Regions from separate parts of the Homo sapiens genome. Here all the other regions are linked to region 4. Evidence: chromatin contacts called from ENCODE Hi-C or POLR2A ChIA-PET data. All regions are on one chromosome and are shown on one strand. Each heading gives the region's core, a stretch centred on a gene start or an enhancer-like site at or near the end of the contact. The rest is flanking DNA. Distances are from core to core; before and after follow the strand shown. Region 1 holds the start of FAH (fumarylacetoacetate hydrolase). Region 2 holds the start of ABHD17C (abhydrolase domain containing 17C, depalmitoylase). Region 3 holds the start of HDGFL3 (HDGF like 3). Region 4 holds the start of MEX3B (mex-3 RNA binding family member B). Region 5 has its middle 23 kb from the start of TLNRD1.

Region 1 (3,485 bases), core at 832-3,331, 1.9 Mb after region 4:
GGACGAGTATTCCAGGCAGAAGGAACAACATGTGCTAAGGCCTGAAGGCAGGAAGCTGCTCTTAGCACATCTCAGAGACTCAAAGGCAGCCAATGTGGCTGGAGAAAGCAGAGGCCAGGAGGCAGCAGCACAGCCAGACCACGGGGACTTTAACAAGGCACCCGGCAAAACCAGCTCCACACTACTACAACCCCGTTCTCAGAGGCCACCACCCCTACCTTCACAGAGAGCACCCCTGTACACCTTACTAGTCCATCAACCAGAAATGGAAGGAAGGCGTCTCCTGTGTCTTTGATGCCAACTCGGAGCCCAGGCAAAATCTGGACCAGAGTTGGGGTTCATAAGCATTCGCTGAATAAAAAAAAATGAATAAAGTGATGGCAGGATTCATTGTTATTCCACTCAAATTAGGAAAGGCTGACTGCTGACATGGGGGAAGGGAGGTTTTGCCTTGGCAACTAGTCTTGCCTGGCAAGGCAGCCATCACGGTTGGAATGTCCAATGCCTGCAGAGAAAGCTTCAGAAGAGGCTTGTTCAGCTGGAAGGCCAAAGGGCCAACTCTCCACCCCCAGCACTGTATCAGAGGACAGCGGAATGGGGCTCTCTCTTCCAGACATCTGTAGTGGCTGCCCTGCACATTCTGATGTTGAAACAGCGGGACATGGTGTCTGAAAACACCTAGCCACACTCTAACGGATATTAATTCGATTCCCCTGAGAAAGCAAGTCAGAGCTCCCTACTGGGGTGTGCCTGCCTCTCACAAATGTTTCTGTCTAATGGATTTGTGCTCCCAGGAAAGGTGAGGGAGGACACATCTGCCGAGGGCAAAGTGTTTGAGGAGGGCAGAGGGAGGGCTCTGTCTGCAGAAAGGTTGTTGGCCATCACAAGTTAAGATTTAATGTGCCTCAGATTGTGTCCTCCAGGGGATTGAGTGTCCACTTTCTGTATCCTTGCAACATCTGGTCAGCCCGGCCAGATGTGAAACCACAAGTTGACTCTTCTAGACCAAAGCACTTACCGCAGACAGGCCCACAAAAGGCCAGCCACTTGCATCCAATGACAAGCCATGGGGGAAGGAGGGAACCCCACTTTCCAAGAAGAAGCCAACTGCCAGGCCCCTCGTTTAGCAAACATTTCCTGATTCTGGGGTTCTATGGCTTACAGAGATGAATCAGGAGTTTACCTTTAAAGTTGGGAGCAGAAATCTAAGCCAAAAATATCATCAACAAATCCAAGGGAATCTGCTTTTCCAACCTAGGGAACCTCTTATTATCTATTTGCTGATAAACCCCCAGTTTTCAAATACTTCTTTCTACCAATCAGACTACACTGACTTAGTCAAAGTTTGTTTCCCTGCCCTCTTTCTTCTGATCAGTAGGGGAATGCCAGGGAGCCCACACCAGGAGCTGAAAGAATTTCAGCTATAGGCAGAGACACTTGCCATCTTAGATCTCACAACTCTAAGCCAAGAAACGCGCGTGCCCCTCTGACCTGCTACGCATACCGGGTTATCATTTCCCGGGTTCTAGGGTTAGGGGCTATCCAGCGAGATGAACCACCAGCCCTGACCTGGCCTCTTGGGCGAGAGAAACACACCGCAACCACCTCGGAGTAGGCAGCATGCCTGTGTGCTGCAGCTTCCGGTAACAGAATCCTGCTTGCTCTGCTTGTCTGGGAGAGTGACACGATTCATTTCATTTTGCATTTAATTCTCAGCAAACCTGCGGACAATGAGGCTGAAAAGTTAAACAACGTGCACAGCTAGAAAGTTACGAGGCGGGACTCGAGCCCATAGGCACTCTCACGGAACGAATCTTAAGAGAAAAATGGCACAAGCCTCCATCCCGCCCCTCATTCCACTCCATTCCACTCCACTCCACTCCACTCCACTCCACTCCACTCCACTCCCTCCCCGCGCCCGGACGCCAAAGCCCCACTGCTCACGTCGCCTCTGGTCGAGAAGACGCCGTAGGGCAGGTTGTGGATGGGGAAGTCGGAATCCTCGGCCACCGGGATGAAGGACATGCTGAAGAGCACCCGGCACGGCTGCGGGCCTAAGGTGGCGTGCGGAGAGCAGGACTGAACTCGGCCGCTGTGGTCAGGCCCGGCCCCGCCCCCCTGCCCGCCCCCACGGCCTGTCCGGGTGACACAGCAGGGACCCCGGAGGCTCCTACCTGACTTTTGGTCTCACCGTGAACACCCCGCCCCCGAACCCCGAGCCCTGCCCCTCCCCCCTACCCTGACCCCCGCCAGCTCCAGGTCCTCCACAGTCTCGCCCGCCCTTCCAGAGCCCCGCCCCGCCCCTGGCCCCGCCCCCGTGGGCCTCAGGTCCTCCAGTCTCTCCTCCCTCCCTGAGCCCCGCCCCTCCCCTTGCCCCGACCCCGCGAGCCCCAGGTCCTCCACAGTCTCACCCTCCCTCCCTGAGCCCCGCCCCTCCCCTCGCCCCGCCCCTCCCCTCGCCCCGCCTTGCAAGCCCCAGGTCATCCAGTCTCTCCCTCCCTCCCTGAGCCCCGCCCCTCCCCTGGCCCGGGTACCCGAGAGTCCCAGGCCCTCCAGTCTTGCCTCACTCCCCGAGCCCCGCCCCTCCCCTGGCCCCGCCCCCGTCCTGATCCCCGCCCTGTCCGCGAGTCCACGTGGGGGAGATCTGGTTCCAGCCCCCGCTCGGGGCAGCTAGCTGGTCCTACCGAGAGCAAACCCCAGCTTAGCATTTAAGGCTCTGCCCTGCATGACTCCAGCCTCGCTCGCCCCGGCTGCTGCCCTGCTCTTCAGCTCAACAGAACTCTTGTCCGCTTCCTGGAAACACTTTCTCCCCAAGAGCTGCTCCCTGAGCTTCAGAAGAACACCCAGTCGCGTCCTTTCTGCCTTCATACCATGATGCTCCGTCCAGCTATGACACTTCCACTTGTATGTCAGAGAAGGGGACAGTTAGGCCTGTTTGGAAGGCTTCAATTAATGAGAATTAATATTCTAAAAAATATAACTCACCTGTTTCACATGCCAGTAGTAAAATGACGTTGACAAGATGCTCAACCTTGGACAAGTTACTTAAACTTTCTCTACCTCAGCTTCCTTCTCTGTATAATGTTGATGATAATAGTTCCTACTTCACAAAGTTGATATAAGAATGGAATGAATTAATATTTGTGAAGCACCTAGAATAGTGCCTGGCATATACAGGTTATGTGTGTGTGGAAAGAGAGAGAAGGGAGGGAAAAAGAGGAAAGGAGGGGAGGGGGATAAAGGAAAGGAAAGATAAAAGAGAAATAGGAGAAGAGAGAGAGGGAGAAAGAAAAGAAGGAAGACAGGAAAGAAGGGAAAGGCAGACTATCTTAGGGTGGGTTCAAGGTGTTATCTAATCACTCATGTGCAGTCAGCTGCAGTTTTTTGAGACCATGCCACAGCCAGGACACTTGGAACACACCGGAGAGTGTGTCGTTGTGTTATTGTTGGTGTGAATGATTCAGGTACACTTTTAAACAGCCAGG
Region 2 (3,168 bases), core at 311-2,810, 1.4 Mb after region 4:
TGCACATGTATAAGACTTTTGTCTAATAGTGAATAAAAGTCAGGTTTTTGGTTTGCTTGTTATAAAACAACCAGGTCTAACCCCTAAACCATGCCCCCAGTTTGTGCCTGGCTCACAGATGGCCCACCCTAAACACTTTTCAGTCCTTCTGTGAATGCTAATTTAAGGTCAGAGATTTCCCAGCCCCTGCAAGTTTCAAACTTATCCTGGACTGTTATGGAGGCCGTGTGGAAGGTGCCAGGCCCACAGCTACCAGCTAACTTCCTGCCCCACAGTGCCACTACTTTGCCCCACCAGGAGGCAAACTCCCCGCTCCACCTGACGCTCCAGCTGTTTCCAAGGTTGCCCAGACATTGTCCTGCCCGCACTTTACAACCAGAAAGTCTTTTAGAGGCCATCCTGTCTCGCCCACTGACTTTACAGGGAAGGAAACTGAGTCTAGAAACCCATGTGCCTTGCCCAAGGTCACTTCAGCTCGTACAAACGAAACTCGAACCAAGTTGTTTCTTTCTGCCCGGTACTTAAGCACCCACACTCTGCCACTCGCGGTGACCGGAGCCACAAAAGACCCAGCCGGTGGGCCGGCGACACACAGGCGAGCCAAAGCAGGCAAAATTCTCTGAGTCCGAGCTCTCCAGGAACCTGAAGGCTGGCGCGGTTTTTGGAGAGGGTGGGAGCAAGCCAGGGTGGGACAAGAAAAGCGAATTTACGGCGGCCAAGGGGCTCTCCGCTGGCCCTCAGCCCCGGAGGAGGGGCCCCTCTCCTGGCAGGCCGCCCCAGGGGCCCCAAGAGACCCCCACCCCGCCTCCCCACAGCTGGAAGTCAGGCCTGGCGACCCCGGCAGGCTCACCGGGTGCGCAGCGCCTGCCACGCGGCGTCGATGTCGGCGTAGAGGTTCTTCTCGGAGGGCTTGCCCGAGCTGACGCCGTATCCCGAGTAGTCGTAGGAGAAGATGTTGCAGTTGATGCGGGAGCCGAGGCCAATGTAGAAGCTGCACATCTGGCCCAGGTCCACGGCGTTGCCGTGCGAGAAGAGCAGCGTGTAGCGGCTGGAGGGCGCGCAGCGCACGAACATGCAGCCGAGCCGGTTGTCCCGGGCCGTGCGCGAGAAGAAGACCTCGACGGCGTCCAGCTCGCGCTGCGAGTACTGCCAGTCGGCGCGCTCGCTGAGGTGCAGGCTGCACGCACCGGGCCCCGCGCCCGCGCCCTCCTCGGGCTGCTGCGGTGCCGGCTGGGCCGCGGCGGCGGCGGCGGTAGCCTGGGCCGGGGCCGGGGCGGACGCGCCGGCGCCGCGCTGCTCCGGCGCCAGCACCGTGTAGGTGGGCTCGGGCGGCAGGAAGGCCAGCTTGGCGGCGATGCGGCTCGGGCAGGGCGGGCAGCAGAAGAGCCAGCACAGCTCACCCAGCGAGAAGCCGTTCATCCTGGGGCCTGGCTCGGGCATCGGGACGGCCTGGTGCCCGCCGCCGGCCCGGCTGGCTGGCTGGCTGGCTGGCCCGGGAGGACGGAGGACGGACGCGCGGCGAGGGAGCTGGCAGGCGAGCGCGGAGGGCGGCTGCAGCCCGCCCGCCCGGCGGCAGGAGGAGGCGGAGGCGGAGGAGGGCAGGAGGCGGGGCCGGCCCGGCGGGCGCGGCGCTCGGAGCCCGGGCGGGTCAGCGGCGGCCCCGGAACCCAGGCGAGGCGCGGGCGGCCCGGGCCCGCGCGCGGCACACAAAGCCGGCGGCGGCGTCCATGGCCGGCTCGTGCGCGCCGCCCCCCGCTCCCGTTCCCGCTCCCGCACGCCCGCCGCCGCCGCCGCCGCCGCCGCCACTTCCGGGTTACCGCGCGGCGGCGCCGCCGCTGGGACGCGGCGCAGAGCCGGGCATCGGGGCGGGGCGCTGCGGGCAAGGGCGCGGGCACCTTCCCCGGCCTGGGAAGCACCTTCTCGACCTGCGGCCGACGGGGGCTTCCAGGCGGCTCCGGGGCCCGGAGAAGCTGGGTGCCGGGGCTGGGGGCTCTGCGCCCGGACAGCTGGGCCGATCTGCAGAGGGGACCCTGGAGGGGGTGCATGTGTCCCGGGGTGGACCGCTCCCCTCCCCTCCCCCTGGGATTCCCTCCCCCAAATCCAGGTTTCTCCCGTGGATGGAGGTTCTTGGGAGTCTACTGAAAAGGAAACTAAGGGGTGGACAAGAGTTGGAATGTGCCCGAAATATTTGGCTCTCGTGTGTGCTGCTTTCTGAACTGGCTCAGTACCAAAAGTTCTCAGCACCGTAAGGGGTACCGGGGTTGTGGGATAGGGTGGTCATCAGTGTGTTTCTTATTAGGAGAGGCTGTTTCTGTATAGGTAGCAACAGCGTTTCCTTTCTAAGGGCATGGTTTTACCCTTAGTACATTTCTGTATCTATAAAAGTCAGCTGTTAGAACAGGAGGGTACTGTATTTAGCAACAAACCATGTTGAGGTTGTCATTTCTAATCCCACGTGTGGCAGATTTTCCGGTAGTAAGTATATACTAGGTATCGTTTACAGTGTTTGTGTCTCTAGAGTTGTTTTGGGTCCAGGATTTTTCAGTGGTCTTAGTCATGAACGATTCTTATACTGCTTTAAATCTACTGTAATCTTGGCAGCCACCTTTACATGATTTTTCAAATATAACTCTCGGTGCCTTGAAACTGTGCTCTGGTGCCAGTTTCCACAGAGCCTTCTATACTTCCTTTTTCCCGCCTGATTTGGCAGCTGAAGAATTCCCTTTCAGGAACTGACAGGAGATACCCTTCCTGGACTGCCAGCAGGGCAGCTAGAGACTGGGAGGTTGGCACAATCCCTACGCTGGGTCTGTTGTTTTAACTCACAGATGTCCTGAGAATTTTACCTTTCGTTGTGACTTTCCACAGGACGAATATTTTGAGCACCGTCATCTAAATGAATTGCCGATACTGATTTCATTAACCTTCAGGACCTCGCTTTTAATTTTTTCTTTTTTAAGAGACAGGGTCTTACTGTATTGTCCAGGCTGGACTCCCAACTCCTGGGCTCAAATGACCCTCCGGCCTGCCTCCCAAGTAGCTAGGACTACCGGCACATGCCACCTTGCCCAGCTAGGACCTGGGTTTTAAAAGGCCATTTCTTCACTAAAACAATTTTACTTGTTTTTGAACTATTCAAACTTGATTTTTAAAAACCTGGTAACAAAG
Region 3 (3,186 bases), core at 1-2,500, 1.2 Mb before region 4:
ACAAGAGCAGGAGTTAAAACACACACACACCATTCTACAAGGCCAGAGAGGGGGGCGGATGGTGGGGAAAACTGTAGCTTCTGTAAAAGGGAGAGAGAACAGACACAAATGAGAACTGTCCGTGTGACAAGGTGAGGGCCACAGAAAGCAGCATTTAGGAGCTATGCCAGCTGACCCCTTAAAGGAGGTGGGTTACAGCATGATTAAAGAAGCAGCATTCGTTCATTGGACAGACTCCAAACGATTCCTTGAATTATTCTACTTACTCCTCACAAAAGAGAGTGTTAGGAAGATTCCTACTCTCAAAATGTCTTTGAAAGCAGCCAGCTAGGGAATTTAGAGTAAAATAGTGGTAAATGAACATGTTCTAGAGCTAATGAACTGTATATGTACATACATCTCCAGAAAGGGATGCTAATTTCAAAAACGTTGTCCAAAAGGTTGCCAGGATTGGAAACAAGTGACCGGCCAGTGCAAGTCCTTTTCACAAACACTGCAGGCCTAGAAAACGCACACAGAGAGAAACATAATCGCTTATGGACTTTGGACTCATGTGGATACAGGTTCGAATCCCGTCTGTGCCACTCAGCAAATGAGAAAACCTCCCATGACTCCGATTAAATAGCTCGCCCTAGGTGGGTCACACTGCATTGTTAAGGGCAGACCTGGGGCAAGAATCCAATAAGGTCGCTGACTCCGGAGCGGTGCTCTTTCCGGCAGCTTGGTGCCCAGCAGAGGGTCCCCTCGCGCCGCCGTCCCCCAGGCCTGGAGCGCCTTTGTCCCCCACTCACCAGAGAGCAGCCGCGGAAGTGGCTGGCTGGGGGTAGCCAGGAGAGGGTCGAGTCAGCGGGAGGTGGGCGTGGGAGCGGGGGGCGCGAGTGGGGAGAACCCCCAGAGTGGCACGGACGGGAGGGGAAGGGGGCGGCCGGGTGGTGATTGGCTGGGCTGCGGCAGGCAGCTCCGGGCCAAGAACAAAAGAGAGCAGGCGGCGGGCGTCCTCCGGAGTAGGCACTCCCGCCCGCCCGGCGCGGGCTTCGGTGCTGGGGGAGGACGCGCCCACCGCCCGCCCGCCAGCCGAGAAGCCGGGCTGGCGCGCTCGGTTTCTCCGCGAAAGCCGGCCGTGTACCTAGGAATTAACCGGCCCGCGCGGGAGGGAAGGGGAGGGGAGCGGGAAGCGGGAAGCGGGGCGGGGGGGGGATGCTGAGCGCGCGCGAGAACAATAATAAGATCGTGTTTGCGGTCGCTGCCCGAGAAGGAATTCGGAGCAGACGCGAGGCCCGGCGCTCGCGCCGCGCCCGGGAGCCCGGGAGGGAGACCGGCAGCGGCGGCATGAGGCAGGCGACGCGGCGCTGGTGAGCAGCGCGCGCGGCGGCGGCGGCGGCGGCGGCGGGGACCTTGGCGCGGCCGGACGCGGGCGAGCGCCGAACGGCCGGGGGCTCCCCTCCCCCGCTGCCGGGCCGTGATTTGCCGGGCCTGCTGCGCCCCCCGCCCACCCCTTGCCTCAGCCGCCGCCTCGCCGCTTCCCCTCGTCGGAGCGGCCGCTCGTCCGCCCGGCTTGAGGCCCGCGGGGAGCGCGGCGCAATTCGTCGGCCCGCGGGGGGGCGGCCTCCCGGCATCTTCGCGGCGACCAAGGACTACCAGGAAGGGGAGCGGCTGGGATGGCGCGTCCGCGGCCCCGCGAGTACAAAGCGGGCGACCTGGTCTTCGCCAAGATGAAGGGCTACCCGCACTGGCCGGCCCGGGTGAGTACCGCGGCCGCGCGCGGGCCCGCCCGCCCACCATTTTCCCCTTCATGATGGCGCGCCCGCCCCCTTTCCCCATCGCCTCAGCCCCGAGCCCGCAGCTCGCGGCCGGCTGTGGTGAGGGCTGAGGGCGGCGCGGCACGAAGAAGACCGGGCCGGGGCTGAGGCAAGGGCTCCCGGCCTCGCCCGCACTCCGCCAGGGCGGCCATCCTTCCGCCCACTTTCGAAGGCGGGTCCGGCCCCCGCAGGCCCGACGCTGCCTTCCTCCTGGAAAGCCGGTGCCGACCGGGAAGCCACGCCGCCGGGCAGCGGGCCTGCGACGGAGGCTTCGGCTCCGGGCAGGGTCATTGGTGGATACCCTGGGTCCCGGGCGAACGTCGGGGCAGGTACGGCAGCGGGGTGAGCGGCTGTCCGCGAGCCGGCGAGTGCCGGCGGGCAGTAAATCCTGGAAAGTGGTAGTGGTCATCCAGAGGCCAGCGGGAGCCTCTTGGCAGTCATTCATCCATCTCTTTGCCTTCTAGACTTGTTGAGTTTTCCCTGAGCGCGATTCCCGGTGCCCCGCCTGCCCTATCATTGTCCTGGGGTACGTGCCTCTCTGGTGCCCATCGTTCTTTTAAACCGACCTCTGATAGCCGAGAGCTTGCAGCCTACCTCTGACTGGTGGGTCCAGCAAGCTTCTTGTGCCTTTCCACCTCCATATTTGTTTTAGGTAGAATCTCAAACCTTATTCTTGGCCTCCTGCTACAGTCCACAATAGCTCTCTCTTCCTACATAACAAGGTTGTCGTTGGGCTCTTTTTCTAGAAAGCGTCTGCATGTAATACATAGCATTCACAATTTTTATTAAGCTCTTTGAGGAAGACACACAACACTGCCATGTGTGCTTTGTGTTTTAGAAGAAATCCTTTTTATTTTTATTTTTGTATGGTTGGCAGTTGATTGCTTGAAATAAGAAATCTTGTGAAAAGGAGGGTCAAGGCATTCTAGAGATTATATTGGTATTCTTTAGGAACGGAAACAGTCATGGAGAAAATTGGCATAAATATAGTGTGAGCTCTAAAATGTTGTATTGTAGTCAAGTGAAGATAGCAAGATCAAGAAAAAAAAATACACCCATTCACAAAAGGAAGTGACATCACGAGTGGCCAGACTGAAATTTAGTGAAGTTGAAGTAATGGATGGACATAATCACTTTTTAAATATTTGGTTTGGCATGATTGTCAAATGGAAAGAACACTAGGCCAGGAATTGGGGGACCTGGTGTCTGGTTCAGGCTCTGTTATGGACTAATCATTTCAACTGTCTGCATATCCATTGCTGCAACTATAAAATCATCTCTAGGATCCTTTCCAACACTAACAACCTCAGATATCAAGAGGAAAAAACAGTCTTATTCAGGTTCCAGTAGACTGAAAATAGCTTCGCATCTGAACTGTAGATTGTCC
Region 4 (3,154 bases), core at 436-2,935:
CAGCGCTCGTTCCTGTAGCCGGGGTCAGGCAGGGCACACCTAGGGGAGCCTCTGCCTTCGAGCCCCGGGACCGCCCCGCGGCACCACGAGATCTCCCCAGTCAGCCCGTGTGCGGCTGCGGCCGCATGGCCTCATTGTTTTGGGAAGACGTCCCTCTGTGAGGATCTTGGGCGACTCTATGAACCGCGGGCCCAGCCGCTCTGCGGAACGATCCGCAGCGGGACGCAAAGGGCGCGGCGAGCCCGGCGGCTCCCGGAACAAAGGACAGCAGAGCGCGCGGGGCCCGAAGGGGCGTCCGCCCTAGTGGGCGGCGGAGGGGGATGCGCGCGGAGAGGACCAGCGCGCACCGCCCCGGCCCGCCCCTCAAATCCTCCTTCCTTCTCTCTCGCACTCGGAGACGGTCCCTGGGAGATCCGGGAGGGGGCGCAGCTCGCCGTCCTCGCCGGCAAGTGCCGTCGCAACCTCCCTCTGCCGCCACCCCCACCCCGAGAAGCGCACAAAGAGCGGCCGGGCAGGGAGCGCTCACCTCCCGTCGGGGCGGGGCCGCGGGCGGGGCCGGCGCGCGCTCCGCAGCGCCCGCCTTAAAGGGCCCGCCCGCTCCTCGCGCGCACTGCGCATGCTCGGCCGCGGGGCACGGAGGGGAGGGATGGGAACAGCGGGCGCGCACGCCCGCGCCGCCCGCTGGCGCTGTGGCCTGCGTCCCCGCGGTGGCGGCGCGGCGCTCGTGCGCGTGTCAGAACCCGCAGGGTCTCGGCCCGGGCGCCGGGCGTGTGCTGGACACTGGTGCCATGCATTCCAGAGGTCGCCAGCGGCCGGGCGGGCCGAGCTCGCGCGGCAGCCAGCTTTTAGCTTTCCCATCCTCAGTTTCAGGGCCAGTTGGGCGAAGTGCTGCCCAAGGAGACAGAAATGCAGGCGCGGGCGCGCGCGCGCGCGGTTGCCAGTGTGGGCGGGCGTGTGCTTTTGTGTCTCGTGCGCTCCCGCGCAGGTGGACAACCCGCGCCGGGAGTCACTCTGCCCGTGCGCCCCAAGACCTGGAGTCCCGTTTTCCGTGTCGGAGGGCTCGGGTCGCCCTTTTGGGCGGACTACAGACTCTTCTCACAGAGGAAGCTTTGGCTCCACGGATGGTTTATTTGGAGCCACTAACGGGACTTCCTGAGGACCGCTCTTTTAGAGCCCGGCTCCAGGCATCAGAGTTGGGCGCGTTTTCTTTTCTCAGTCAGGCGAGGGAGGAGACTTAGGGACAATGATTGTCCTCGGCTGATAGGTACATCCAAGTGTCCCGAGCCTGCCAGTCCCGCATTAGACAACAAAGAGAGGCGTTAGCGGCGGCGGGGGAGGGGCGCGGCCGGGAGGAGGACGGGGCGGGCTGCGGCGAGCGCGGGGGTGGGGGGTGGCGCTCTCTCTCCGCTCGCTCAACCCGCGGCCTCCTCCCGCCCCCGGCCTGGCGCGCGCCAATCGCCTCCCCCAGCGATAGTGTCAGTAGCATTGTGGTGTCAGCTCCCGCCTGTGACGTTGCGCCTCCCTCGTCCCCCTCCGGAGTCGTCTGGCTGCAGAGGCTCAGTCAAGAGGCGGGGAGGAGAGGAGGAAAAAGCGCTGAGTGAGGGCGGGCGGGCGGGCGGGAGGGAGGGAGTGGAGGAGCCGGGGAGGGGCTCCTTAAAGAAACGCTTCTGTCGCTCGCCTGCTCGCTTTTCGCTCGGCATTGCGGCCAGCCAGCCGGGCACTCGGGGGGCACGCGCGGCCACCGCTAGAGCTCTGCCCCCACCCCACCCGCCAGCAGGTCTGGGGTGGGGACCCAGGTGGGGGCTCCTGCAGCCACTGCCCGGTGCGGACCGCACGGAGCGACCCACTCCTCCCAGCACCGAGGAAGAAGCAACGGAGCCCTCAGCAGGCGACCGGCCTCCCCGCCCCTGACCACCCGCTTCCCGGCTGCCTTTGTGGCCGCAGCTTCTCGCCGCCGAGCCGAGGGCCGGCGGGGGCGCGGCGCGCACGGCCGAGCGATGCCCAGCTCGCTGTTCGCAGACCTGGAGCGCAACGGCAGCGGCGGCGGCGGCGGCGGCAGCAGCGGAGGGGGAGAGACCCTGGATGACCAAAGAGCCCTGCAGCTCGCGCTCGACCAGCTCTCCCTGCTGGGGCTGGACAGTGACGAGGGCGCCTCTCTGTACGACAGCGAGCCGCGCAAGAAGAGCGTGAACATGACCGAGTGCGTGCCAGTACCCAGTTCTGAGCATGTCGCCGAGATCGTGGGGCGGCAAGGTAGGTCGAGGAGGGATGGGGAGGTGGGTGGGGGTGGTGTAGGGTCTCAGGCCACTGCCTCGAGGGGAAGGCGTGTTCAGTATCGGGATCCGCGGCGTGGGGTGCCTTGGGGAGAGAGGAAGAGCCGCGCGATGGGCCGGCGCCCCAGACAAAGAAAGTGCAGGCAGGCTGTCTCCCGGAGCCGCGCCGCTGCCCTGGCGGGATGCACTTTCTTCTGCTAAAATCACTGCCTTCTCCCCTAACGCCCCCCAACCAGCCCACCTCCAGAAAGACAATTTAAATGTAAGATGCTTGGGGGAGGGGGCCTTTGATCAGTCCTTTGGGAGGAGGAAGGAGGAGGAGTGAGCATAGGATGGGAGGAGGATTCTGGATTTCTGCAAAGCGGAATGGAGCCCAGAGGAGGAACAATGGGTCCCGGGACTCACACCCCACCCCCTACCCCCAGTCGACCAGCGCTGAGGCATCGCGACTTCAGCTGCCTTCCCCGAGCCCCTTCCCCGTGTCTTCAGAGCTGACGGCGCGCCCAGCTGGATCCCAGCGGCATCTCCCCAGATGACTTTTCTGGGATTCTCGGGTTTGGTTCGGGACGACTGCAGTCACTGGGGGAGGGCCAGGCAGCCAATGGGCTGTTCCTCGAGCGCCTCGCGGGTGGGATCCGCTGCCCAGCCCGTGGCGCGGCCCGAGGTCAGTGAGGGAGACGCCCCCTTTCCGCCCATCTCTTGTCCTGCCGTCTCGCTGTCCTGGACGCGGGCTGTCCCCGGTCCCCGCGGTTACCCCAGGATAATGGGCGTGTCTGTCTCTCTCTCCCACTCCCTCCTCCGCACCCTGGTTCGTAGGTTGTAAAATCAAAGCGCTGCGGGCGAAGACCAATACTTACATCAAGACCCCAGTTCGCGGGGAG
Region 5 (3,051 bases), core at 362-2,861, 1.0 Mb after region 4:
TGTATTACATTTACGTAGTGAAATACTGTGCAATATTGGGAAAGGATGAACTGCAAGTGTATGCAACAACATGGATGAATTTCACAACATACTGAATGAAAAACAAGGTATTTAGAAGTCAGGGTGGCGGCATCCTTGGCAGAAGGCATGAGGAAAAGGAAGGGGACACAGGGAAAGCGGGTCTGCAGTGATGGTTGTGTTGTTTCCTGATCTAGCTGCTGGTTTCACAAGTGTGTCCACTGTGCGAAGATTCATCGACATTTATACCCATGATTTGTGCACTTGTATATATGTTACGCTTGAATTAAAAGTTTACTTAGAAAAAGGAAAAGTTTACCATTCACCTCTAAATCAAAGCCTCTTTTCTGTTAGTGATTTCGCAGCAGCACCTCGGAGGTGTCCAACCCCTCCTTCCCCCTGCCTCCACCACAGTCTGGCTTCGTAGGATCTTTCTTCTGTGTGGCTGGCGTTTGTCTCCTCCCATCCTGCTTAACTTCCCCAGTCAGGGCCTCAACCCCTCAGACCTGTTATGAATGAAATCATGGCCTCTCTGGGCTCCCTGCTTCCTGTCTGTCCCATCCAGCTCCTTTAAAGTGTTTGCTCTGGATCTCTGCTTTCATCATAATCCTCCTTTTAAACTTCCAGTCCACCATCATCAAGTCCGCGATAAAATGCAGCTTCTCTGCATGGCACTCAGGCCGCCCTTTTAAAAATCAGGCCACACGTCCCTTCCAACTTCGTCCAGTCTGTGCTCCCTAATGAGCCAATTCTCCAGCCAGATGGTCCCCTCCTCCCTCATTGTCAGCACACTCTTGTGGCTTCTGCCTGCAACCCCAAGCAGGAGAGAAAGCCCAAGCCCACTCCATCTTGCTCATTCTTCCCAGGACCAACTCAGGTTTCTTTAGCCTTCCCGATAAGACCTTGACATTAGCCTCATCCAATTCCTCTCTCCTCTGAGTTTGGCTGTCCATACTTACTTGCCCAAATCATTCAGGGTTGGCCTTATGGGCACGTGCCCCTTGAAAGGAGCTGGAGAGGAAAAAAATGTTCTGAACTGTTTTCATTCATGCTTAGGCTGGGAACACATGCTGGTCACCATTGAATACAAAACCTCCTCTGGCTCCCAGACGTAGATCACTCAAACACCCAACCTGATCTTGAACTTCAAAATGCAAAAAAAGTAAACTCGGCAGGGAGAAAACTGCCCACTGACTACCAAAGATGACACAGCATGAATATTTCCTCCAGCTACACAATGGAGAAGCTGAGTAATATGCAGAATTCACTAAATGACGGGGACTAAGATCACAGGGGTTTTAAGGTCAGCTGAAACTCGATTGCCGTAGTTTTCCTTCCTCTTGGGTAAAAGCTTCTCTGAGCAAACCACATTTTTTCAGAGAATCAAGGCTAGAGTCCCTGGTGAGGCAGTTCGTTCCTGGCCTTCTGTCCTGGGCCACGTGCTTCTCAGCCCTTCCCTGTTGGGCTGCGGGAGGGTTCAAGATGGAATGAGGTAATGCTGGCAGGACAGCTGCCCAGGGAGCGAACGAAACTCTGCCCTGGTTGCAGCCTAAGCAGGACAGGAAGCAAATTAGCAGAAGCAAGCAGTAATTTGACTGCCAACAATAGGAGTCAAAACTGCATTTCTGACCCTGCACCGTTGATCCTCCTCACAACAATAGTCATCCACAAGCCATAAAAAGGCCGATGAAACACTATTTGAGATTGCAAATGCTGGAGTCAAAAGAGTCCTGGGTCCAAATTCTGGCTCTGCCACCCATCCGCTGTACGACCTCGGACAACTTGCCTAAGGTCTGTTAGACTCTGATTCTTAAATGTGCATATTTCATCAAGGTACTGTATGAAATGAGGATGTATGTAAAGTGTGTAGTACATAGCAAGAGCCCAATAAATAGACAGTATGTTCTATGGGCTTTTGTGAACCCCTGCCATCTTGAGTTTATTAACCCTCCATGCGTAAAAACTCCCTCACATTTTTTGCTTCCTTACGTTCTTTTTTTTTTTTTTGAGATGGAGTTTTGCTCTTGTTGCCCAGGCTGGAGTGTAATGGCGCAATCTTGGCTCACTGCAACCTCCGCCTCTGGGGTTCAGGCGATTCTCCTGCCTCAGCCTCCCAAGTACCTTAGATTACAGGTGCCTGCCACCATACCCGGCTAATTTTTTGTATTTTTTAGTAGAGACGGGGTTTCACCATGTTGGCCAGGCTGGTCTCAAACTCCTGACCTCAGGTAATCCACCCGCCTTGGCCTCCCAGAGTGCTGGGATTACAGGTGTGAGCCAACGCGCCTAGGGTTATCATGAGGATTAAATGAGTTAATGTATACAGTCAGCCCTCTGTATCTGTGGGCTCCATATCTGTGGGTTCAACGAACTGCAGACAGAAAATATTTGAAAGAAAAAATGATGTCTGGGCTGGGTGTGGTGGCTCATACCTGTAATCCCAGCACTATTGGAGGCCAAGGCAGGTGGATCGCTTGAGGTCAGGAGTTCAAGACCAGCCTGGGCAACATGGTGAAACCCCGTCTCCATTAAAAATACAAAAATTAGCTGGGCATGATGGTGCATGCCTGTAGTCCTAGCTACTCAGGAGGCTGAAGCAGGAGAATCCCTTGAACCCAGGAGGTAGAGGTTGCAGTGAGCCAAGATCCACCACTGCACTCCAGCCTGGGCAACAGAGTGAGACTCTTTAAAAAAAAAAAAAAAAAAGAAAGAAAGAAAGAAAAGAAAAGAAAAGAAAAAATGATGTCTGATGTCTGAACTGAACAAGTAGAGACTTTTTTATATTGTCATTATTCCCTAAACAACACGGTATAACAATTATTTACATAACATCTACATTGTAGTAGGTATTATAAGTAATCTAGATATGATTTAAAGTATACAGGGCTGGGTGCAGTGGCTCACGCCTATAATCCCAGCACTTCTGTAGTCCAAGGCAGGCAGAAGGCTTGAGCCCACAAGTTCAAGACCAGCCTGGGCAACATGGTGAAACCCATCTCTACAAAAAAAATAGAAGCTAATCTGTGAAGATGA

The links. Hi-C counts contacts between places; a loop is a spot of excess contacts on that map. ChIA-PET counts read pairs that join two places held with the same protein, here RNA polymerase II (POLR2A). Pooled maps may share reads with other maps.
Region 1: a map of tibial artery shows a loop between it and region 4 (7-fold over the local background). The contact joins the promoter of FAH here to the promoter of MEX3B in region 4. A Hi-C loop is called at or near these places in 1 of 168 maps with a recorded cell type or tissue (tibial artery), 2 of 37 single-sample maps with no recorded cell type and 11 of 50 pooled maps.
Region 2: a loop to region 4 is called in a map of dorsolateral prefrontal cortex, with 4 times the contacts of the local background. The contact joins the promoter of ABHD17C here to the promoter of MEX3B in region 4. A Hi-C loop is called at or near these places in 3 of 168 maps with a recorded cell type or tissue (ascending aorta, dorsolateral prefrontal cortex and esophagus muscularis mucosa), 2 of 37 single-sample maps with no recorded cell type and 18 of 50 pooled maps.
Region 3: a loop to region 4 is called in a map of endothelial cell of umbilical vein, with 22 times the contacts of the local background. The contact joins the promoter of HDGFL3 here to the promoter of MEX3B in region 4. A Hi-C loop is called at or near these places in 2 of 168 maps with a recorded cell type or tissue (OCI-LY7 and endothelial cell of umbilical vein), 4 of 37 single-sample maps with no recorded cell type and 12 of 50 pooled maps. POLR2A ChIA-PET finds 5 or more read pairs at or near these places in 1 of 52 experiments (activated CD4-positive, alpha-beta T cell).
Region 5: a loop to region 4 is called in a pooled map, with 7 times the contacts of the local background. The contact joins the enhancer-like site here to the promoter of MEX3B in region 4. A Hi-C loop is called at or near these places in 3 of 37 single-sample maps with no recorded cell type and 4 of 50 pooled maps.

What each region holds. Positions count from the first base shown.
Region 1 is chr15:80,151,595-80,155,079 of GRCh38, reverse strand. It overlaps FAH (fumarylacetoacetate hydrolase), which reads right to left and starts at 2,081. Exons shown (of 14, transcript NM_000137.4): 1 at 1,945-2,081. The coding sequence starts at 2,025. RefSeq lists a silencer at 2,093-2,652.
Region 2 is chr15:80,693,702-80,696,869 of GRCh38, reverse strand. It overlaps ABHD17C (abhydrolase domain containing 17C, depalmitoylase), which reads right to left and starts at 1,560. Exons shown (of 3, transcript NM_021214.2): 1 at 851-1,560. The coding sequence starts at 1,440. RefSeq lists silencers at 737-796, 1,217-1,266, 1,357-1,776, 1,797-1,906, 1,927-2,086 and 1 more and an enhancer at 957-1,026.
Region 3 is chr15:83,205,887-83,209,072 of GRCh38, reverse strand. It overlaps HDGFL3 (HDGF like 3), which reads left to right and starts at 1,250. Exons shown (of 6, transcript NM_016073.4): 1 at 1,250-1,742. The coding sequence starts at 1,659. RefSeq lists an enhancer at 339-952 and silencers at 813-1,152, 1,543-1,992.
Region 4 is chr15:82,044,549-82,047,702 of GRCh38, reverse strand. MEX3B (mex-3 RNA binding family member B) reads left to right here and starts at 1,685. Exons shown (of 2, transcript NM_032246.6): 1 at 1,685-2,253; 2 at 3,090-3,154. The coding sequence starts at 1,998. RefSeq lists silencers at 436-755, 1,606-1,905 and an enhancer at 436-1,382.
Region 5 is chr15:81,022,116-81,025,166 of GRCh38, reverse strand. No RefSeq gene overlaps it. Among named protein-coding and RNA genes, the nearest start is that of TLNRD1, 23 kb to the right of the region's middle. RefSeq lists enhancers at 365-659, 1,668-1,817. Within about 2 kb of position 1,611, at least 26 of the 41 ENCODE cell types and tissues checked have a DNase peak (open chromatin) inside an H3K27ac peak, as active enhancers do.